2 separate regions of the Homo sapiens genome follow, and region 2 is linked to region 1. A link is a loop called in an ENCODE intact Hi-C map of the cell type or tissue named here. Cell type or tissue: mammary epithelial cell. All regions are shown on one strand. Links, peaks and the distances in the headings refer to the core of each region. The heading gives the core; the rest is flanking DNA.

Region 1 (12,206 bases), core at 4,119-9,118:
AATTAGGAAAGTTTAATCTGTTAGCTGCTGGAAACATAAACATATGTAGCTTAAAAATAAGATCTACATGCACCATTTAATTTAACAAAAAACGATGCTTAAAATCTACATATAAAGTTGACTTTCATTTTTAAACTGTCACCTGATTTCTGAATTCCGGTCCCTTGGCATTATCTCCATATACCAATTTAACCTCCCAACTACATTCCCAAGAGATGAAAATTAAAAACAAACTTTTTTTTTTTTTTTTTTTTGAGATGAAGTCTTGTTCTGTCACCCAGGCTGGAGCACAGTGGCACGATCTTGGCTCACTGTAGCCTCCGCCTCCTGGATTCAAGCAATTCTCCTGCCTCAGCCTCCCGAGTAGCTGGGACTACAGGTATGTGCCAGCACACCGGCTAATTTTGTATTTTTTAGTAGAGACGGGGTTTCTCCATGTTGGCCAGGCTGGTCTCCAACTCCTGACATCAGGTGATCCACCCGCCTCAGCCTCCCAAAGTGCTGGGATTACAGGAATGAGCCACCATGCCCAGCCTAAAAATAAACTCTAATTTCCAATGTCTCACCAACATGGCATTAAGATCTATCTGCTACCAAAGGAATACTTAGATTTTTATACTATCAAATTTCTATTTCTTTTCTTTTGTTTTAGATGGAGTCTCGCTTTGTCACCCATGCTGGAGTGCAGTGGTGCGATCTTGGCTCACTGCAACCTATGCCTCCCGGGTTCAAGCGATTCTCTTGCCTCAGCCTTCCAAGTAGCTGGGATTACAGGCGCGTGCCACCACACCCAGCTAATTTTTATATTTTTAGTAGACATGGGGTTTCACTATGTTGGTCAGGCTGGTCTCGAATCTTGCCCTGGTGATCTGCCCGCCTCGGCCTCCCTAAAGTGTTGGGATTACAGGCATGATCCATCGCACCCCGCCCTCAAATTTCTATTTCTCCCAACTTATAGGTGAGCACTGCCACTGAAGAGATACTTGGTGTTTGTTTGTTTATTTATTTATTTATTATTTAACAACACCAAGAGATACTTGGTGTTGTTAGAGACAGCCTCACTGTATTGCCCAGCCTGGAGTGCAGTGGCGCCATCTTGGCTCACTGCAGGCTTGAACCCCCAGGCTCAAGTGGTCTTCCCACCTCAGCCTCCCACGTGGCTAGGACTACAGACGCACATCACTATGCCCAGCTTATTTATTTATTTATTTATTTATTTATTTATTTATTTATTTATTTATTTTTCTGTAGAGACTGGGTTTTGCTACGTTGCTCAGGCTGGTTTTGAACTCTTGGCGTTAAGTGAGCCTCCTATCTTGGTCTCCCAAAATGCTAGGATTATAGGTGTAAGCCACTGCAGCTAGCACTGTACTTGGTGTTTAAAGGCATTTCTTAACTAGTAAGACTATTTGCCAATATAACTAAAGGGAAAAAACATTTGGCTTTTAGATCACAAATTTTGTTTTACTACCATGTTAGGGTTCATTCAGGAAGTTAATTTTATCAGAAAATCAGCACTTATTGAATTTGAAAATAGCAAGGATACAGGCAGGAGGGAGGTGGAGGAAATGACAAGATAAAATGAAGACATGAGTTGCTGTGGAAGCCTGTAGGGATGAAAAGGGAAGAGCAGTGCAGACCACGCAAGACACCTGGCAAGGAAATAAGAGGAAGGAAGTGAGCCTCACGTGGGCCAATTCACAGAGCTGAAGTAACAGCAGCATGAACATAAGATAAACCCAGTGATCTTATAGGTACCACTGAGACATGACAGATGGAGTGAAACACTTGAATGGAATAAGGGAAAGGTATGCCCAATTCCAAAGAAACAGACTTATTTTAGGAGAGAAAGTGGATGAGACTTATATGTCAGGATATAAACCCACAGGCAACCCACAAAACAAGGACAGAAGTACATGGAAATAAAGGGGCAAGGCAAGAACCAGAAAAAGGAGTGAAACACTGAAGGTATGCAATAGGTTGCCTGGCTAGATCTGACTAGACCAAACAATTTTAAAATGCAGGGTAGCAACCAGGAAGTAGAGATATCCAAGGTACTCAGGAAGTAGAGATATCCAAGGAACACCCTGCTCTTAGGAAATAAGCAAAAAAGGGAATTAAATCCAGAAGTAATGATGGTTATTGCTATATCCAAGACATGAAGAATACTTGCTGGTAGGAGAAACAGAAACAATGCATTCTGCTAGGAGGAAAGGAAAGTTCTGCGGAGGTTTATGTTGTTCTTAGAAGGCGATTTCATCTGACAGAAGGAGGCAGGGAGGCAAGACCTTGTAAGCAGAGGGAAAGGAGCAGGCAGAGGCCTGGAGGCAGGAAAGGGCACAGGAGATCAGCAGAGCCTGCAGTGACCAGCCCCCACTGTGCGTGTGTTAAGGGAAGCAGCGCTGGGAAGTGGGGTGGCAGGAGAGGAGGCTGAGGACTCATCTTACAGGGCTTTGGTAACAAAGGTCTGCTAAAGAACTGCAGACCTAACCCATAGGTACAAGCAGGTTTTCAAACAGAAAAGCTACATGATCTGGTCCTTGTGCGTGCCACGTAGGAAAGATAACTAGACAGCAAGGTGGACGGGAGACAGTGAGGAGGGAGGGAAATTACTGAAAAGACCATGACAACAGTCTGGAGAGGAAAAGGAATCAAATGTGATTCCAAGATTACTTTGTAAAACCTTGGTTGATTAGACGCCAGCTGATGCCATCATAAAAGCAAGAGGCGGAGAAGAAACAGGCTCAGAGGGACCCTTGTCCTGCTGCCCCTCCAGCTCTCCCTCCCAGGAAACTCCCAAGTTTGGTCTTGAACTCCTGGCCTCAAATGATCCTCCCACCTCGGCCTCCCAAAGTGCTAAGATTACAGGTGTGAGCCACCACACCCGGCCTGAAACCTCCAAGAATGGATCACTGCAACCTCTGTTCCCACACCTCGGAGGCTGAGAATTACTGAAGAAAAATCTTATTATCCTCCAGACTTTGTAGGATTCAAACCCAGACATACCTGAGCAGTGTTTGCCAATGCTTTGTCTGATGGATTCCTGGTCAGTTCTCTATACTATCTGTGATGTGCACATGACATGGACATATATGTGTGTGTGAGCATGCGTGTTCATCCGCGGTTCCTCGCTTATGACTCCTACAGCCCTTATTACAGTCTTTTGTTAAAATGTTGGAGAGCTTTAGGCCACTGAATCTCTCTGACTTTCTCCTGCCCTCCTTTCACCCGCTTCTTTTTCTCCCCAAGGCAGGACTCTAATCTTCCCCTCTTCCCATTAAAATGTTCTCTGACCTACCTTGCCTGATTGTGGGTTGGAAGACTTCCATTTTAAAAGGGGTCCTGCCCTATATCCTGGAAGAGGGAATGCTGCACAGAGAGGCCAAGAAGCATCTGCACAGGCCTTGCTGGGTTTCTCCATTCAGTCTGTCACTGAGATCAAACGCTTTTTGCCCAATCACATTTCTACATGGGTGTCCATGCTTCAATCATGCCTATCGAATGAAGCCTCCATAAAAGGCCCAATAGGACAGGGTTCAGAGAGGTTCTGGAGAGCTGAACACATGCAGGTTCCTGGAGGGTGGCATGCCTGGGGAAGGCATGGAAGCTCCACATCCCTTCCCCCATACCTCGCCCTAGGCAACTGTTTATCTGGATCCTTTGCAATATCTTTTATAATAAACCACTAAACTTAAGCGTTTCCCTGAGTTTTCCGTGAGCCACTCTAGCAAATTTATGAAACTCAAGGAGGGGGTTGCAGGATCCCAAACTTATAGCTGGTCAGTCAGAATCACCAGTAAACCACCCTGGAGCCTGCAATTGGCATCAGAAGCGTGAGGCAGTCTTGTGGGACCAGGTGCTCAATCTTTGGAATCTGATGCTATCTCCAGGCGGAGAATATCAGAACTGAATTGGAGGACAACCTGCTGGCATATGCTGCAGAACTAATTGCTTGCTTGGTGTATGGCAAAAAAGCACCCAAGTATTTGGTCATAGCAGTCTTCTGTGTTGATTGTTGCAGGGTGGCAGCAGGGGAAAGGCAGTCTGTGTTGTTTTTTCCCACTCAGACTATCTCCTTCACCACTCCGTCAGCCCTCTCAGCAGCATTCGGCTTTCTACTTCACAGTGGAAGCAGGTATGGCCAGGTGTGATCCCTCATCAGCAGGGACCCATCAACTATGTCTTGCCTCTCTGTCTCATAGAAAGAGGTGTTGTGGCCAGGCGCGGTGGCTCACACCTTTAATCCCAGCACTTTGGGAGGCCAAGGCAGGCGGATCACAAAGTCAGGAGTTCAAGACCAGCCTGGCCAATATGGTGAAACCCCATCTCTACTAAAAATACAAAAATTAGCCGGGTGTGGTGGCAGGCGCCTGTAGTCCTGGCTACTCGGGAGGCTGAGGAAGGAGAATCACTTGAACCCAGGAGGGGGAGGTTGCAGTGTGCAGAGATTGCACCACTGCCCTCCAGCCTGGGCGACAGAGCAAGACTCCATCAAAAGAGGGGAGGGGAGGGGAGGGGAGGGGAGAGGAGAGGAGGTGTTCTTCCTTGGCCTTACCTTCCACTTATGCTCTGATTCATCTCCCACCTTCTTCTTCAAGACCCTGCAAAACGATCAACTCTTCTCATGCCTGTGTTTTCAACTTTTCCTTCTCTGTCATCTCCTAGTTCTCAACATAAACATATCAAATATCTTGCATCTTAAAAGCAAAGAAAAAAGCCACCTTTGACCTATGTTAGTTAGCAAGTGATGAGTGGTGAGAAAAAAAAAATGGAAAGGTGGCTAGGTGAGAGGGGTGGAATCAGAGGCAGAATGGCTAGGGAGGCTTCACGGAGAAGGTGACCAATCAAACCTGAAAGGGAGAGGTCAGCCATGTGGCTTTGCAGGGAAAGGGGAAACCAGGCACAGGGGACACCAAGTGCAAAGGTTGTAGAGCATGAGAGGGGCACTGATGCCTGAAGGGCTGGGCAGTGAAAGATGAGTTAAAAAGGCGACTGGAGAAGAAAAGCCCACATTTAGAGCCAAGAGCAGGCAGGGTCCTTTGAGTCCAAGGAAGAGTGAGTGAATTTCAAGGAGGAATAGCAGACTAAAGAGCCAAGTGCTGTAGAGATGCTTAGTGAACTGAGGCTGGGGCAACCTGTTGCAGCCAGCATTCTGAAGCCACACTGTAAAAGGGATAAGGAATACACGGGAAGTGAGAAAGCAACGGGAAGTGAGAAAGCAACAGCAAGTAAAGACAACTCTTCCAAGGTGTCCTGACAGACACAAGTGAAAGTTCTAGAGCTGGAGCAGAGTACAGGAAGGTTTTATAGGATGAGGGAGACTTCAGGTGGTACAGCAAGAGGAGGAAGCAGGGCAAAGGGAAATGTAAAGGGGCTGGGGTGAATGATTGCTGGGGAAGAGTCTTCCCAGAGGTGAGAAAAGAGCCCAGGAAGAGGGTCTGGCCTGGCTGCTAGAGACATGCACGAACCTTTTCACTCAGAAGCCCCAGGGCTCTCACATGTCCCGTTTCTTCCCAGTAGCAGGTCCAGTGACTTCATCTCAGCCCTTTGCTCTTTAAAACAACTACCACCCCATCCTATCCCTCAGGTTTTCTAGCCAAAGCCTGGCACACAGGGGGACACAAGAATTTCTGGCTCCTACTTCCTCACTGCCTCCAAAGGTGATCAGTCAATATAGGAAATTCTCAGCAGGTGACAAACACAGCCATTTGGGGAGCCAGAGAGTTTATTAGGAATTCTCTGAAATCCTTACAGGCACTGCTCCTAGACTCTCACTCTATTCCCTTATTGCTATGGGCTCCCAGGAACAAAGCTGTCTGCTCCATCCTCCCCAAAAAATGTCATGCAACCAGGCAGGCTGCAGAGACAATCCAGGCAGGAAGACTGGTGCTTCCTTGAGCACAGTAGGTAATGTCCACCCCAGAGGCCCCTTAGGCTGGATGCTGTTCTAACTTAACCAAATATTTTCTATGCAGATAGTGGGACAGACCCTTCTTTTTTTGAGTCAGAGGGCTGCACTCTGTGGGGATGGGAAATGTGAGCGGGCAGCAGAGCAGAGGGCTGTGCACCCGGGGCTGTAGTTTCATGGTTCAGAGAGGAAAGCAGCAAGGAGGAGAGATGGACACGAGGGATGTGACTATGATAGCCAGCTGGGCATTCCATAAAGACCTCTGCTAAACTGTGGTTAAGGTGTAAACTCCAATTTCCAGAAAGCCTCAAGGATAAGTGGATATGTTTATTTCTTCTCATTCATTTATTCATTCACTCCTTTTCCCCTAGTGGTTTTTGGTATGTCCACAAAGTTGTGCAACTATCAATTATCTAATTCCAGAACATTTTCGTCACCCAAAAAGAAACTGAAACCCATTAACCATCATTCCCCATTCCCATTCATTCATTTCTAAGGCCGGGCTAGGGTAACCCTGTAAGTTCAACAGCAGAGTACATGTTAGAGAATACAACTTTAGAGAAACAAGATGCTGGAGAAGTGAAGTTCAATTTCCTGCAGGATCTGCTGGGAGCCTGAATCAACGAAAAGCGAATAAAGGTCCTAGCTTGTCAGGCTGACAATTTTCCCTCAGAGACTAAGGCAAAGCCACAATGCTTGACTAATTGAACAGAATGGGTAGCTGTTACTCTGAACCCAGTCCTGCCCAATAAGGAGGAACTGGCAAGGAGAGAGTAGGCCCTGATAGCCAGGGAGGCGCAGTCTGGATACAGGTAGCCATGTACTTCAGACTTCATAAAAGCAGAAGTGACTCCATGACATGGGAGATGGGCTCACACCTCATAACCCACTGGACACCAAAGAATATTTAGGATGCTAAGTTGAGAATTTTTGACTCAGAAGACACATGATAACTGTTATCTAGTAACTGATAGGTTGTCAAATGAGACACTAGATTTGTTCTATAGGGGCCCGAGAGGCATAAATGGGACTAATGAGTGGAAAATTACAGGAAGAGAGCACTGTTTCAGATCATTACAGGGAAGGATTTCCTAATAGTCAAGCAATCTTAAGGCAGAATGAATTGCCTCTAAGGTAGAAAGTTCAAATGCAGTCTGGACATTCCATAAGTGGATGCAGTGGAGGTAATTCGAAAACCAGAGAGTGATCTGACAACTGTGGCATTCCCACACTTCAGCGTTGAGGTCAGCTGTGAGGTATGCTGCAAGTGATCTGTACAATAATAAAACACTGAGGCACACGATTTACTGTCTCCAGATTCTGGGTTATCACTATAACGCCACTCCTATTCACTTACATTACTAAATATTTTCTTGAACAAAGGTGAAAAACTCTACATTGCTGGGTAATGCTCATGGGAGTGTTCTCCTGAAGTGTGTTTTTAGGATAAGAAAAGTGGAGAATTACCAGGTTGGAAACCAGTAGAATCCCTTCCAAGCTGAGATTTCATGAAGATAGGTGGCACCCTCTCCTCCGCCTGCAACCTAATTATGATCTATTGGTAGACAGGTGGTCACTGTGATTTGCTGAATTGATCACTGGAGTGTCTCACCTGACAGACACTGGTAACAAGTCCTGGGAGTACATCTGAACTCTACCAAAAGGGAAAGTAAGGACTAGGTATGTTATATTTGTCTGCTTTTCACAGAATGGTCATTCAGATAATTTTAATGAAACCAAAGGAAAGTTAAACTTTACACTTAAAAAAAAAAAAAAAAAAAAAAAACTACAGATGATATAAATAGACCGAGAAAACACTATTTGTTTTTTGAAGCATTGAACATTTTTCCCCCTAAGCAAGAATTGACATGAACTGGTAACTACCTCAACCTGAACTTAGCCAACCTCACCCCAATCCAAACTGGAATTGACTTTCCCTTTTCAACTCCTTGGATAAATGGCCCTGGCAGAAACTGTTGTCACAAAGGCCAACTGTAGAAGTGCCACCATAAAACTGTTTGCCTGACCAACTCAGGCCGTTTCAGAGTCTTCCCTGACTCCTTTTCCATGTCCTTTTCCTGCTGCTCTGCCAAACTGCTCCTCAGGAATGCAAGAAAAACTAAGTGGATGGAAGGTATCTGATCACCTGGTGCAGTAGGCTACTGAGCGGCCTGTGATTTCTGGCACCTCATAATATTTTTGTATTACAAAATTTTTTCATTATACAACTATTATTGCCACATTATAAAAATTTGGGAACTAGAGAAAGGAAAAAAAATCACTTATGATCCCATCATTCGAATGAAATCACTGCATTTTGGTGCATTGCTTCCTCTCCTCCCGGGCTCTTTGTATATAGTTCCACGGACTGCATCTATTTAGCTTGTTTATACACACCTCAGCTCCCCTACAAAGAATTTGCAGCAACTAACATAAATAACATCAGACAGACAACTCCATGCCAACATACTCTCTCCCAAACCAGCTTGTACTCCTGATTCCCATTTCTAACTTATGGGTTCCATCTCCCAGTCATCCAGGTTGAAACCTTGGCACCATCTTGGACTCCTCTCCCTCAACCCCAACATTCATTTCCATAGATTCTTCTGTCATTATCCCTTTCTCACATCTGTCCTTCCCACTCCAACCCCCCCTATTGATTTTGCTACCATCTAGTCCAGGTCCACAACTATTGCAATATTTCTCTGACTCATTCCCCAGCCTCTAGTTTCTCTCCTTTTCCTTGCAATGCTAAATTATTTTCCTCTTTTTGAATGCTCTCTTGCTGAACAACATCTGCTTGCCTTTCCATTGTCCAACAAACAAAAAACACTATTTGGTCTGAAAATTTGTCCCGAGTTTGTCCCCAATCTATCTTTCCTATCATATCTTTGACCACTTCCTTTATGAAACCTCTGCTGACACACTTGGGCCCTAGACATAAAACCACAGTGTATGCAGTGAGTACGGCAGGACATGTGCCTGCTCCCTGGAGACCCTGCAAGGTGCAGGGTTCCAGGCCAGCTGAGACAGAGGAACAGGTAGTAGATGTATCCGTCTGCTATTATCAACTATGAAAATGGACAAAACAAATGAAGCAATTGTGTCTAAGCATTACACAAACAGTAGAGGTGTGAACCTAGAGGTAAGGCAAATATGAGGAATGAGGTCCACGGTCACCTGGCTTTCAGCCTAGGGGCACTTTCCACACTGTGGCTCAGGGAAGTGGTGTCTATATGCCGAGCAGGTATGCCTAAGCCTCTGCATGCAACAGAGATTGCTAAGAATGTAAGAAATCAAGCCAGTACTTGCTTTTTGAAGTAGGCTGCTTCAATTTTGGATTTTAAAAAGATATAATTTCTCTAAAATTTCCAGGGGACCTTTTCTCTTGTTTCTTTCAGTTTTCTTTAGTTGAAAATATTGAGGCTCAGCACAGTGGCTCGTGCTTGTAATCCCATAGTGGCTCGTGCTTTGGGAGGCCCAGGCAGGAAGACTGCTTGAGCTTGGGAGTTCAAGGCTGCAATGAGCCACTGCATTCCAGCCTGTGTGACAGAGTGATACTCTGTCTCTAAAAATCGATTAATTAATTAATTTTTAAAAAGAAAATATTGAGCAATCTTGCCCATAGTTTCAAGGAAGATAAAACCAGTCTTAGGCAATGTCTTCTATCTCTCAGCCTTCTATCTACTAAGCTTCCCCATCTATTATAGTAGAGAAGAGATTACATACTGAACCTACGGCGTTCTGTGTCAGTGGGAAATATGAACATCTTTGCAATGTTTTAAAACACTAGGCCACTAGGCCATCAACGCTTGGTGGCAGACTGAAACTGCAAGGGTGGATGTCCACATTGGGCAAATGTCAAAGGCCATGTTAGTGCCAAGGCCATCTCTGAGGATGACCAAAGCCAAAGCAGTCACCCAGAAGCCACCCTAGAGAGGGGCAAGAAGTAGGTAAAAACTAGAAGCAGCACATCTGGGGCATTAGAAAAGGGATTGGGGGTGCTGGGCATGGTGGTTGACGCCTGTGATGCCAGAACTTTGGGAAGCTGAGGTGGATGGATCACTTGAGCCCAGGAGTTCAAGACCAGCCTGGACAACATGGTGAAACCCCATCTCTACCACAAATACAAAATATTAGCCAGGCTTGGTGGCACACACCTGTAGTCTCAGCTACTTGAGAGGCTGAGGTGGGAAGATCACCTGAGCTTGGAAGATTGAGGCTGCAGTGAGCTATGATCATGCCACTACACTCCAGCCTGGGCAAAAGAGTGGGACTCTGTTGAGAAGAGGAGGGGAGGGGAAGGGAGGGGGAGAGGGGGAGGTGGAGGAGGAGGAGGGATTGGAAGGGTTCACTTTTCTCATATCCTACACATTTTTTCTTTGAGAGTCAATTGCTGCATTCCCTTCCTCCAACTATAATTTCCAAAGACAACTAGCCTCAATCCCACTTTTACCTGCTCAGTAACATCCCAAAAGAATGTTTAAAGAGCCCTTATCAGTTTGCCTTTCTCAACTTGCTGGATAGATGAAAACCTACTGGGAGTAGCCCAAGCTTCTCCAGCTCAGCCCTAGAGAGGCAGTTCTCAGGGAAGGTGTTCCTGCTACCCACCGAGAAGCATGCCTTTGAAGAGTACCCCTTCAATCACGTTATTTGGTGTTAAATTCAGGTAAAGAACCCTATGTCTCTCCCAAGCAGAGCCCTTACAAGCTTTCTTTCTGTGATACCTTACACCAACACTGGAACCATCTGAAGGGCCAAGGCTTGGAATTCATTCTTTAGCACTCACTGTTGCCCCTTCTGAAGCCCAAGAAGAGTCTAGTGGGAGGACATTTCTCATTCTCACCCTCACCAATGTCACCACAGGAACACAATCTTAAGGTCACATAGTTGTAAAGGCTCAGAGGCCTATGGCAAGTTCAGGCACGAAGCAAACCTAGCCTTGCACAGTATGCTGCCTAGGCAGCACAGGGCAGCCAGGCTAACCACACAGGCATGCAGACTGCCTGCTACCCAAGATGCTATAGAAATTTCCATCCTACCGTCAGCGAGTGGCTTGCAGGAGAGGGCATCATCGAGGTCTCGGGCGGTTGATGGGTCAATGGTGAAGATACAGTCTTTTCTAGGAAAGAGTGAAGAAACAATTAGCAATGCCACAAATAATAGCAACTTTACCCCACCATAGTACAGCTTTAAAGAACAGTGAATTTTGCATATGTGCTCTGTTAGGGAAAGTGAAAAATAACTTCTACGAGAATGAGATCTTTAGTTAAATGTGAGACTGAGAAGAGACAAATGGGTGAGTGACTTTCTCTTCCTCTGTGTGAACTGGCACCTACTTCTCCTTCACCCCAAGCCAGAAGAGATGTGAGTGGGTGAAAATCAGGCTGCTTCCATGAACGAGGCTTCTCAAGAAGAGTTGGCCAACAAGAGGGGCAAGTTACTTTGGTAAATTACTCTTCAATTTACACTTTGGTAAAATATCCTTCTCCAGTGACTTGTGATACAGGGGGATGGGACCCAACAATAAGCTTCGCAAAAAAACTTTGGGCCGTAGAGTTAACCATAATAGAAGTCTACCTGGAAACAGCACAAATCACAGTTTGTTTCCACAGAATAATTATATATTTCAACCAAGCTCATACCAAGTACACCATGTGCCCATTTATCTTTGCACAATATCCTTACGAACATCACACTCTTACCCTGTGAAACTCCCAGACATTCTCATTCTGTTTTACAGTTTCCCATATAGCATGCCTGACTCAATCCACCCATTCCCACCATGTAAACACCTAAAGATCTTGGCAGCAGCTGTCCTTGGCTCTCCATACCTCCAGCCTTTCCTGCCCGAGGACTGCCTGGAGATTGGGGTATTCTGCAGCAACTGCCCTTCTGCCCCCATGCCACACTCTAGTCGGTGCTCACTGCTTCCTAGGTTCTTCCTCCACTCCATCCAGTACTAGCAGTGCACTGCCACCATTTCTCTGTCTTTTCCTCATTCATCAACACTGATGATGTTGCCCATACTTGTACTAACCATGGTAAGACAGGCTTTGTTCTTAAAGACTTCTTCCCTGGTGTTGCTCCTCTGTTCAAAACCTCCTTGGCAGCAGTGAGCTATAATTGGGCCACTGCACTCCAGCCTGGACAATAGAGCGAGACCCTGTCTTCAGAGGCTGCCAAGCTGCTCTAATGCTGGCCTGCCACAAGCTCTTGGGACCTTTCTCTATCCGACTCTTAACTGTCCACTTACCCTACTCCTAGTAACTCCCAACAGCCCTCTCTAATCCTAACC
Region 2 (12,206 bases), core at 4,619-9,618, 150 kb after region 1:
GGCTGGTCTTGGACTCCTGGGCTCAAGCGATCCTCCTGCCTTGGCCTCCCAAAGTGCTGGGCTTACAGTTGTGAGCCACTGCACTTGGCCCACCCTCATATATTGATGACAAAAACTGAAACCACATTTCTTTGATCAGTGGTTTCTGGCATACTGTAAAGTACATATTGCTAGATTTTAAAAATCTAAAATATATAGATTTCACGTATAGCCAACTCTAAAAATCTACTTATGTCTATAATCATCCTTGCCTTCTTCTGCAGTGCAAATACAGATGAAGTGATTCACTTCTTTTGCAAAAGACCAATCCCAGCACATGCTCTGAATACTACTTCTTGCTCTGAGGGTTTTGCTCCTTGGATAATCCTTCTCTCCCCATCTCATTGCCTCTCCCTCTCTATGGTAAATCTTTCTCATATCAGCACACAAATGTTCTCTATTACCTCCCATCTTTGAAAACATTCCCATATTAATATTAGACACAGTGATTCAAGAAAAAAGGCATTACCAGGGAAAAAGAGGAACACTTTATGTTGATAAGCGGCACTGTATTAGTAAAATATAATGATTACAAATGTATATGCACCTAATAAAAAAGCTTTAAACCACATAAAGCAAAAACTGACAAAAGTAAAAGGAGACATAAACAAATCCCCAATCATAGATATTTTCACAATTAAATAAAGTAAGACAAAAACCAGTAAGGAAACAGAAGCCCTGAACAATGCAAGCAGCTGTAACCTAAGTGGCCTTTACAGAGCATAACACTGAACAACTGCAGATATAAGTTCAAGTGCACAGAGAATGTTTACCACAATAGACCATATGCTGAGCCACATGAATTTCTGTAGGTTTCAAGAGCTTGATATCTTGCAGAGTATGCCCTCTGACTATAACACAATTAAATTAGAAATGAATAGTAGTATGATATTCTAGAAAAGTTCCTAAGTATTTGAATATTCACCTATACACCTGAAAATAAAGAATGGGTCAAAGAAAAAAATACAAAGAAAACTTTAACTTATTTTGAACTGAATAATAAAAATACAACACGCTAACATGTGTGCAATGCATGTAAAGTAGCGTCTAGAGAAAATGATATAGCTCTAAGTGCTTCTAATGGGAAAAAGGGACTAAATCAATTAGCCAAGCTTCACCTTCAAAAGTCTGGAGGTGGGAAGTATAAGAAGCTAATTTAACCCAAAATAAGTGGAAGGAAAGATACAGTAAATTTAAGAGAGAAAATCAATGAAATAGAAAATCAGACCAAAAACTAGAGAAAATGAATGCAACCAAAAGTTATTACATGAAAAGATTGATAAAATCTTCCACTAGAATGATAAAGAAAAAAGAAAAATAAGGCACATGATTACCAATAATATTTCAGAAATTAAAGAGGGGCAATCATTAAAAATCTTACAGACATTAAAAGGACAGTAAAAGAATATTATGAACAGCTTTATGCCGATACAGTCTACAAATTAGATGAAATGAATAAGTCCCCTAAATGAAACAAATTACCAAGACAGATACAAGAAGAAACAGAAAAATTTAAAAGCCTTTAGTATCTGTTATCAATAATAGGAATGTCAAAAAAAATGTTGGGTCATGTTTAAAACCATCACACTCTATATCAATAAAGAAATTTAAACTGTAATTAAAAACCCACTAGAAAAGAATACTCTAAGCCCATATGCCTTCACTAGTAAATTTTATCAAATACTTAAAAAGGAAATACCAACCCTATCATACTCTCTCAAAATATAGGGGAAGAGGAAACATTTCCCAACTCACTTTATGAGACCAGTATTATTACCCTGATACCAAAACCAAAGACATAATAATACCAGTAAGTCACAAGTTAATAATCCTGATGAGGACACATGTTAGATCTGTCAACAAATTATTAGCAAACCAAACCAATGAATAAAAACCTAATTTAACATTTTAAAATCAATCCCTGTAATTCAACATGTTAACAGGAAAAAGAAAAGAATCTGTATAGTCATCTCAATACACACATTTGACATAATTCAACTTCTATTCATGATGAAAATTCCACTAAGACTATAAGGATATTTCCTCAGCTTGATAAAGGGCATCTATGAAAAACCTAAAACTAACATAATTAATGAGAAAGATAGAGGGCTTTCCTCATAAGATCAAGAACAAGGCAAGAATATCTCACTACTTGTGTTCAACATCATAGTGAAGGTTTCTTGTAAAGCATGAAAAAACTAAAAGGCATATAGATTAGAACAGAAAACATAAAACAGCCTTTATTCACAGACAATATATATGCAGAAAATCCTACAGAATCTTTAAAGATGTACTAAAACTAATAACTAGGTTGCAGGACATTATAAAAAATATATACATATACATATACAAAAGTCAATTTCTATATACTAGATATGAACAACTGGAAAATAAAATTAAGGGGATAATTTCAATTATCATAGTATCAAAAACATGAATGATTTAGTAAGAAATCTAACAAAATATATGCAAAACTTATACACTGAAAACTACAAAATCCTGTCAAAAGAAATTAAAGAAGACCTAAATAAATGGAGATAAATATCTGTTCATGGATTAGACAACTCCAATCTATGCCATTTGGACCCCAAATTGATCTACAGACTCAATGCAATCCAAATAGGCTTTATGCATAGAAGTAGATAAAGTCAATTCTAAATTTCCCATCAATATACACAGGAGCCCAAAGAGTCAAAAGAATTTTGAAAAACAAATACCACTAAATATTAAGGCTTACTACAAAGCTACAGTAATTAAGGAAGGATAGATAAATAGATTAATGGAACAGAATATAGAGCCTAGAAATAGAATCACATTTATATAGTAAATTGATTTTCAATAAAGATGTCATGGTAATTCAATAGGGAAAGGAGTCTTTTAAACAAATGTGCTAAAATAAGTAGATATCCACAGGAGAAAGATGAAATTCAGCCCTCACTTCACACTATATATAAAAATTAACTTGAAATGGACAATAGACCAAAAAGTGAAAATTCAAACTACTATAAACCTTTTATAAGGAAAAAAAAGAGACTTGCAGAAACAGAGTAGAATGGTGGTTGCCAGGAGCTGGGGGGAAAAAGAAATGGGAGCTGCTGGTCAATGAATATAAAGTTCCAGTTGTATAAAATGAATTAAGTTCTAGAGATCTGCTGCACAGCATCATGCATACTTAAAAATACCATGCACTTAAAACTTTGGTAAGAGGGTAGATCAAGTTAAGTGTTCTTACCACAATTTTAAGAAGAAAGAAGAAAAGGAGAAATCTTTGCAACTTTGGGATAGACAGAGATATATTAGATAGGAAACCAAAGGCATAACTCATTAAAAATTTTGATAAATTGGATTTCACCATAATTTAAAACTTCTGCTCTGCAAAAGGTACCCTTCAGAAATTTGTGTAGCAAAGGACTTTTGTCCACATTATATAAAGAACTCTTACAATTCATTAAAATGAAAGCCAAAAATGTATAAAAGACTTACACAGACACATCAGAGAATAACATATATATTAATGGGTGTAAATACAAAAAATACTCAGCATCATTTTGTCATCAGGGAAATTCAAAGCAAAATATAACAAACAATAACAAAGGAGATAACACTATACATCCACCAGAATGGCTATAATTATAATATGTGGTGGTGAGGATGTAAAGAAACTGAATCTCTCATATATTTTTCATGGGAGTGAGAAATGGTACAGCTACTTTGGAAAACCACTTCATAATTTCGTATAAAGATAAACATATGCTTACCATATGATCCAGCAATTCCACATCCAGGTACCTACTTAACCAAGAGAAATAAAAGCATATGTTCTTACGATGATGTGTACAGCAGTGTTCACAGGGGCATTGTTCTTAATCATCAAAAACTGAAAACAACCAAAATGTCCTTCAACTGGTGAAGAGGTAAACAAACTCTGAAACATCTATACAATGGAATACTAGTCGGCAACAGTGAACAACATGGATAAATTTCACATGCGCACGCTAATAGAAAAAAGCCAGACTCAAAATTATTCCATTTATATGACATTCTGGAAAAGGTAAATCCACAGGGATGCAAAACAGATCAGTGGTTGGCAGGGGCTGTGGGATGAGGGGAAATGTTGACTTAAAAGGGATACAAAGGAATTTTCGGGAGTAAAGAATGCTTTTCTATCTTCATTATGGTGATGGTTACACAAGATTTTAATTCATAGAACCGGACACTTAAAGGGAGTGATTTTTTACTATATGTAAATTATACTTCAATAAACCTGAGCAAAAAGACTATATGAACCAAATAAATTTTTTTTTATACCAAAGCCAAGCAAACTCAGCATCTATACACAGGAAAAGTGCAAAACTCCATAAAAACACCCAAACTACAAGCCAAGGTTATGATCTAAAGGTATCAAATATTTTTTATTCTGATAAAACTTAAAATCCAAGAAATATTTATCAAAATTTTGTAATGTGCAGAGCATCTATTAGGCATCAAATTACTCCCACTTACAGTGAGGTGACGCTTCAGTTAATAAGGCATTTTCGAAAACCACATCGCTAGTATTGGCCTATCAACACCTAGAAATAAGTACACCCACAAAGCACATCCCTAACTATCTTCAAGCAGAAGCAATCATCAATCAAATGGTATAAGCTTTAGGAAATGAAGGCAGTGTCTTGCTTCCTGTGAGATGACGAAGGAAAGACTTAATTAACATGGCAGAATGCAGCATAGGTCATGAGAATGGATAGTGATGAAAAAAGATGTCATAGTTTAAAAAGTTCAAGAAGTAGGCATGTTTGCAGAACAGAAAGTAGACAGGTGTCACTGCAGCTGGAAGCTTCTGAAGAGGCACAAAAAAAACAAAAAATCCACTAAGGAAGAATGAGCTCATCCTTGCCAAGGAGGGCCTTAAATGTCATTCGTATGTACCTTAAAACGCACAGGCACATACACACATGCACACATACACAGTTTCTTTTTTTCTCAACTTGATGCTTAAAAGAAAGATAGCCATCAAGAAAGAAATCAAAATAGAAATGTTATAACATTCTAAACACAAGTAGAGTTGAGGTTCTTGTATACTAAGTGCCATTGATCAACTGGCTATAGGACTTTACATAGAAAAGCTAGAACCTCCAACTTTCAAAGGAACCATGTTCAAAAATAACATGGTGCAATGGGGATGGGGAGGTGGGAGCAAGGAGCCAGGCCCTGAGTGAGGAAGCAGGAGCCTAGCAAGGACTGAAGCCTGGAGTGAAGCAGGTGACCTAGTGATACAGAAGACAAGCAATGGAAATAGATTAGTTACAAACAGGAATGAGCAAAAAAGTAAATATAATGTGAACAGTAAGAGCCAGGTTTCTCACTGTCAAAGAAAGGGGGTACAAATGTGGGAAGGGGGAAACCAGAACAAACCCTATGGTGTTGTGTTAGAATTGGAGATATCCATGTGAAAAGGAAGGAAGGAAGGGAAGGAAGGGAAAGGAGAGAGAGACACAGATAGATAGATGAAGATAGGGTAGGTAAGATAGGTAAGGCAGGCACGCAGGCAGGCTGATAGGAAGGCAGGAAGGAAGAAAGGAGGGAAGGAGGGGAGATACATACATGTCTTTCCTAGTTTCTGTTCATTAAGAGGGCTTGGGAGAGTCTGGATATCTCCATTAAAAGGAACTAGGGAGTCTTAGAAAAAATGGCTGATTCGAGGGATAGCAAAGAGAAAGTTACAGGATGAGGTGGGAACATCACCAGGAAATAAACAAGTGTTCAAAGAACGATGAGGACATGTCCAAATGGCACAGAGATCAACTTGGGGGGCTACCACTGGTCAGATCAGGGGCAGTTTGAACAATAATGATAGTAGTACATTACTCTTCAATAAATAATTATAGTAATTGATTACCCCTCTGAGAAGCAAAATAATCTGCTCTTTCCCAAAGAGCATCTCTATACTAAACATACCCACTTTCCAGGAACTGTGAATTCAAACATTCACTCAGTGGTGTGGTAGTGCCTTCTCTCCCTTCAAGAGGCCTACTATCACTTCCACACCTAAGATTCCAGCCTCGAGCTTCTAGTGGATCATGACAACATGAATGCCTGTCTCTAGAATAAGCCACCTAAAACTAGACCAGGCAAGGATGGAGAAGCTGCCTCTCAGCTGAGATGACTCCAGAGAAAGCAACATGCATCCACCTCTGAAGCCAAGGCCGACTTTCCTTCATCTCGGCATAGCGGCCCCCCAACCCAGCCCGCCCCGTAGCTGAACAGGATGACTCTGGAAGCAAATTTCCTATGATCTCTGAATAAGTAATGACCTAATTTTAAAAAAATATATCTGTCTAAAGAAGTTGTTTTCTTTTACAAAGAAAGAAAAGTTGTTTAGCTTTATAAACCAAAGGGCTGTTGCCGTTTTAACCTTGTTTGGGCCCAAGTGTGGTACAGCATCAGCACCTTGAAGAATAAGGAGTGGTGAGGGAAAGAAGCATGTCCTTAATGAGGTAGTTCCTTCTCCACCATGGAGACTTTATTTCTGAGTAACTGTATATAACCCAACATCATTTCTAATTCACATTTCACATAAAGTCATGTTTCATTTCAGACCAACAAGACTTCAAATGTTCCCTGTAGGCTCTCTGCACATGAACTGCACTTCCATGGGTCAGAAGTAATACAATAGAGGAAGGTATTGCCAACTCTGAGGCTAGACTGGCTGCCACATATAAAATTATCCTGGAGGCAATCTGCTTATGAGATTGAATGTTGAAGAAAAAGTAGACAATAAGAAGAAAAAAACCTGGCCACAAGCTGTAAAATGCAGTAGAACTATACGTGTACGTGTGCTCACAATAACATAAAAGCAGGGAGCTTATCTTCATTGTGGTTGATCTTTTCAAGCTAAGACCTGCCCAAAGATTTGGGAAGAAAGTTACATTAACAAGAAGCTCTCCAGCTTCACGGACTAAGTCTCCAATCACGCAAGAAACATGTCTTTGCTTTCCCTTCTTACTTTCTTTGAGGACACCTAAGCCAGGTAACAAACAGAAAGCTATTTTTCATCAACTAGGAAAAAGAGACAAAAGAGTCTCTTTAGAGTTACACAGTCCCTGAGCAGCCCCAAATGCTGCTTTCAAAATGAGCTGCTAAAATCTGTTCTTAAATAAGTTGCTCGGGAAGTCCTAGCTAGAGCAATCAGACAAGAGAAAGAAACAAAGGGTATCCAAATTGGAAAGGAAGAAGTCAAAGTATTCTTGTTTGCAGATAATATGATCTTATATTTGGAAAAACCTAAAAACCACCAAAAAACTATTAGAGCTAATAAACAATTTCAGTAAAGTTTCATGATACAAAATCAACATACAGCAGCATTTCTCTATGCCAACACAGAACAATCTGAAAAATAAATCAAGAAAGTAATTACATTTATAATAGCTACAAATAAAATTAAATACCTTGAAATTAGCTTAACCAAAGAAATAAAAGACATCTGCAATAAATATTATAAAACACTGATGATAGAAATTGAAAAAGACACACAAAAAATGGAAAGATATTCCATGCTCATTGGTTGGAAGAATTAATAATGTTAAAATGTCCATACTACCCAAAGCAATCTATAGATTCAATGCAATACCTAACAAAATACCAATGATATTCTTCATATAAATAGAAAAAAATCTTCAAATTTATATGAAGCCATAAAAGACCAGAATAGCCAAAGCTATCCTGAGCAAAAGGAACGAAACTGGAAAAGTCACATTCTACCAGACTTCAAATTATACTACAGAGCTATAGTAACCAAAACAGTATGATACTGGCATAAAAACAGACACATAGAGAACAGAATAGAGAACCCACTTTCTTCAATAAATGGTGCTGGGAAAACTGGTTATCTAAATGCAGAAGAATAAAATTAGAGCCCAATCTTTTGCCATATACAAAAATCACATCAAAATGGATTAAAAACTTAAATCTAAGACCTCAAACTATTAAACTACTAAAAGAAAACACTGAAGAAACTCTCCAAGACATTGGAGTGGGCAAAGACTTCTTGAGCGATACCCTACAAGCACAGGCGACCAAAGCAAAAACGGACAAATGGGATCACATCAAGTTAAAAAACTGCACGGCAAAGGAAACAATCAACAAAATGAAGAGACAACCCACAAAATGGAAAAAAACCCACAAAATGGAGAAAGTGAGGAGACAACCCACAAAATGGAGAAAATATCTGCAAACTATTTCGCAGATATCCCTTTACAGATGGCTGACAAGGGATTAACAACCAGAATGTATAAGGAGTTCAAACAACTCTATAGAAAAAAAATCTCAGCAATGCCACTACTGGGTATACATCCAAAAGAAAATAAATTGTTCTACCAGAAAGATACATGCACTCATATGTTCATTGCAGCACTATACACAATAGGAAAGACATAGAATCAACCTAGGTGCCCAGTCCAATATTGGACTGGATAAAGAAAATGTGGTACACATATACCATGGAATACCATGCAGCCATTAAAAAAGAATGAAATCACGTCCTTTCCAGCACCATGAATGAAGTTGGAGGCCACTATCCTAAGTAAATTAGCTCAGGAACAAAAAACCAAATACCACATGTTCTCACTTATAAGTGGGGGCTAAACAATGGGTACTCAGGGAAATAAAGACAGCAACAGACACTGGGGACTCCCAGAGGAGGAAGGAAGGGATAGGGGCAAGAGTTGAAAAACTACTGGGTACTATGTTCAATACTTGGGTGACAGGATCAGTCATACCCCATACCTCAGCATCACACAATATAGTCAGGTAACAAACCTGCACATGTACTCCCGGAATCTAAAATAAAAGTTGAAATTATTTTTTAAAAAATTTGTAAAAAGAGTTGTTCTGAAGTCACCTAAGATTCAGGGCTTATGCTGGGTTTGGTGGTGCTATTATTTTTGATAGTTAAGCCAATGGCGAGCCTTGTGATAGTACAGTGGTAGAGTATCTTTTAAAACCAACAATTTTCTAAGCATATAAGTCTAGAATACAAATTTCATATTGTTTTATTTGAATCATTTTAAAAGCTTTCATCTTTTCCCTACTTTGATAGAAGCATAAAAAATGAGTTCAATGTAAGCTGGTTCTGCCATATAACCTTACAGTTTATGCTGTTGCAAGAATTCTTCTGAAAATTATCCTGGGCAGAGCTTTTTGTATACAAAATATCAGCCAAGAACAAATTTTTACAGCTGACTTCTAAACCCTTTGAAATTGCATTCCAAAATGGAAATACTGACAGATGCTTTACCCCAGAAGCACTATTTTAATATTTCTAGCTTTTCCAAAATACAAGACTATGAACTCAGGATCAGCATGTAAAAAAGAAAAAAAATAAGTCATAAGTTATAAAACCATTTAAGAAAATGGGCACAAATAAAAACATGCTTTATGAATCAAACATGTTTAGATGCATCTACCTGCCATAATTGTTACATTTAATTCTGCAATGCTTTCTTACATCACTGAGTCAGGATTTCAATCAGTAGAAACCTTAACCCAAGGATTCTTCACGATCAATGACTGACTTAAACCTGGATTTACACCCACTCACACATATACAGAGTCCAGTTCTGTGTGCACACTGGGAAAAGTAGGGGCATTATCTAACTCCTTATTGACTCAAGAAAGAGGAAGGCTGTAAAGCAGTATGAGTCTGGGAAAATTTGGAAGCGCAGGAAGCCATGTGTGGTAAACAGAAACTCAAAACAAAGATAATTGGTGACAGTGACATCCCAGTACATAGCATAAAGGTTAGGCATAGTAGACATTTGTGGCTAACCGAATCTTTCCCCTACACCTTCCACAACCTGCAAAATTAGCTTACTAGTTCTAATTAGAAACAGAGAATGTTACTCCCCCACTCAGTACCCTCCACCCAGATCAAACTACATCTATGACATAACCACTACCAAAATGCTTGTATTTCCTTTGGATTCCAGAAGCTCTATGATAAGAGGAAATGGGCACAGAATTAGAGCCGTCAAGAACCGAGGTACTGGCTTTGCTACTCAATACTTAACTTGAGGCACATTCCAGTTTCATCAATTTTGAAATAAGAAAGTGAAAAATCATTACATCTCCAGCTTCAAGACTCTACCACTCTCATAGTGAAACCATGGAGGAGGAGATGTAAAATATAAGTGACATGTCAATGAGAGCAAGGACAGAGGGTGAGTTCACTTATGGGAAGAAATATTTAACTTAATTTTGTGACCAAATCTGCTTGTGTTCAAACTAACCATTGCAATTACAACATAACTATTTGATTATATTTGTGTACTGGTTAAAGGAAATACAGAGGAATGCCATTAATTTTTCTCCTGTTTTAAAGTAAACACTTTTGGGTAATATAACTCATTTTTAATTACATATAGAAAAATACACAAATCATAAATGCATAATATGATGAATTTTTACAAAATAAACAATGCCCACATACAACACTAACCAAGATGAGGAAACAGAGTCTCACTAGTATGTCAGTTTTCTATGCGACACAAAAACCTACCACAAACTTAGCAGTTTAAAACAAGACACATTTATTATCTTACAACTTCTGTGGGTCGAGTATCTCGGTATGGCTTAGCTGGGTTCTCTAGTGGTGATCTCAAGGCTGTAATCAAGATGTTTGTCAGCTGGGGCTGCTATCTCATCTATGGTTTAACGATTAGGGTCCTAACGGAAGCCTGGGTGGCTGTCGGCAAAATTTGTTTTCTTGGAGCTATAAAACTCCTGGCAGTTTGTTTCTTCAAGGGCAGCAAGAAAAATCTCTAACTCCTGGATGCTATTTTAAAGGGCTCACCTGATGAGGTCAGGTCCACAAAGATAATCTCTCTTACGGTTAACTTAAAGTCAGCTGATTAGGGACTTCAATAACATCTGCAAAAGCCCTTTACCTCTGCCCAAAATTGCGACTTGCTCATAGGAAGGATACCCCACCATATTCGCAGGTCCCACCCACACTCAAGATGATGGAATTAAACATGGTGTGTGTATTTAAGGAGGAGAATCTTGAGGGCCACCTTACAATTCTGCCTGCCAGAACCAATACTCAAGACGTTCTTCTCTTGCCCCTTTCAATTATTGCCCCTTCAAAGACAAATAATATCCTGATAAAACTATAGTTTTATGCTTATAAGTAGAACCATAAGCAGTTTTGTGTTTGGCCATTAGATTCATACTTAATTGCTGCACATTGCTGTAGTTGATCCATTCTCTCTGCTGTACAGTATTCTATTGTATATACATACCACAATACATCCATTCTACTATTGAGATTTGGATGGTTTCCAGTTTGGGGCTATTTTATATAATATTCCTAGGAAGATTCCTAGACATATTTTTTTGGTGTACAAATGTACCCATTACTGTTGGGCATATACCTGGGAATGAAAATTCTGGGCCACAAGATAGCAGCAGCTTTAGCAAATGATGCCAAGCAGTTTTCTGAAGCAGCTACACTGACATTCCCACTAGCAGTATATGAGAATTCCAGTTACTCTACACCTCACCAACTCTTAATATTGTTTACCTATTTATTTCAGCCCTTCAGGGAGATGTGAAGTAGTACTGCATTATGGTTTTGATTTGTGTTTCCCTGATAACTGATAAAGCTGAGAATCTTTTCCTAAGTGCATTGGCCATTTGGATAGCTTTTTGTGAAGAGCCTGTATCAGTCATTCTCCCATTTTTCTATTTGTTGTCTGTTTTTTTTCTCAATTATGTCAGGGAATTCTTTATAAATTCTAGTTAGGAGTCGTTTGTTGAATATATATCTGGTTGCATACATCTTCTCCCACTGTGCAGATTAATATTTACTTTCCTTGTGGTATTTTTGAAGAGTTCTTTAATGTACTCCAATCTATTAATTTTTCTCCTTCATGGTTACTGTTTTTTGTTTGTTGTTGTTGTTGTTGTTGTTGTTGTTGTTTTGAGATGGAGTCTTGCTCTGTCACCCAGTCTGGAGTGCAGTGGCATGATCTCAGCTCACCTCCACCTCCCAAGTTCAAGCGATTGTCCTGCCTCAGCCTCCTGAGTAGCTGTGACTACAGGCACACACCACCAGGCCCAGCTAATTTTCGTATTTTTAGTAGAAACGGGGTTTCACCATGTTGGCCAGGCTG

What was found. A loop is a pair of places that touch in the nucleus more often than their neighbours do. Peaks named below come from ENCODE experiments on the same cell type or tissue, not always from the same donor. Only the 100,000 strongest peaks of a DNase experiment are listed, where the experiment ranks them.
Region 2: a loop joins it to region 1, with 1.9 times the contacts of the local background. A loop is called at or near these places in 1 of 110 quality-filtered maps.

Annotation. Positions count from the first base shown.
Region 1 is chr2:232,209,150-232,221,355 of GRCh38, reverse strand. It overlaps DIS3L2 (DIS3 like 3'-5' exoribonuclease 2), which reads right to left. Exons shown (of 21, transcript NM_152383.5): 10 at 10,951-11,030. Among named protein-coding and RNA genes, the nearest start is that of MIR562, 43 kb to the right of the region's middle. In mammary epithelial cell, for the core only: no CTCF peak of the experiment used is centred there; no DNase peak of the experiment used is centred there.
Region 2 is chr2:232,056,174-232,068,379 of GRCh38, reverse strand. The region is part of intron 5 of DIS3L2 (DIS3 like 3'-5' exoribonuclease 2); the gene reads right to left. Among named protein-coding and RNA genes, the nearest start is that of DIS3L2, 100 kb to the right of the region's middle. In mammary epithelial cell, for the core only: no CTCF peak of the experiment used is centred there; a DNase peak (open chromatin) is centred at 6,919; H3K4me3 peaks cover 365 bases.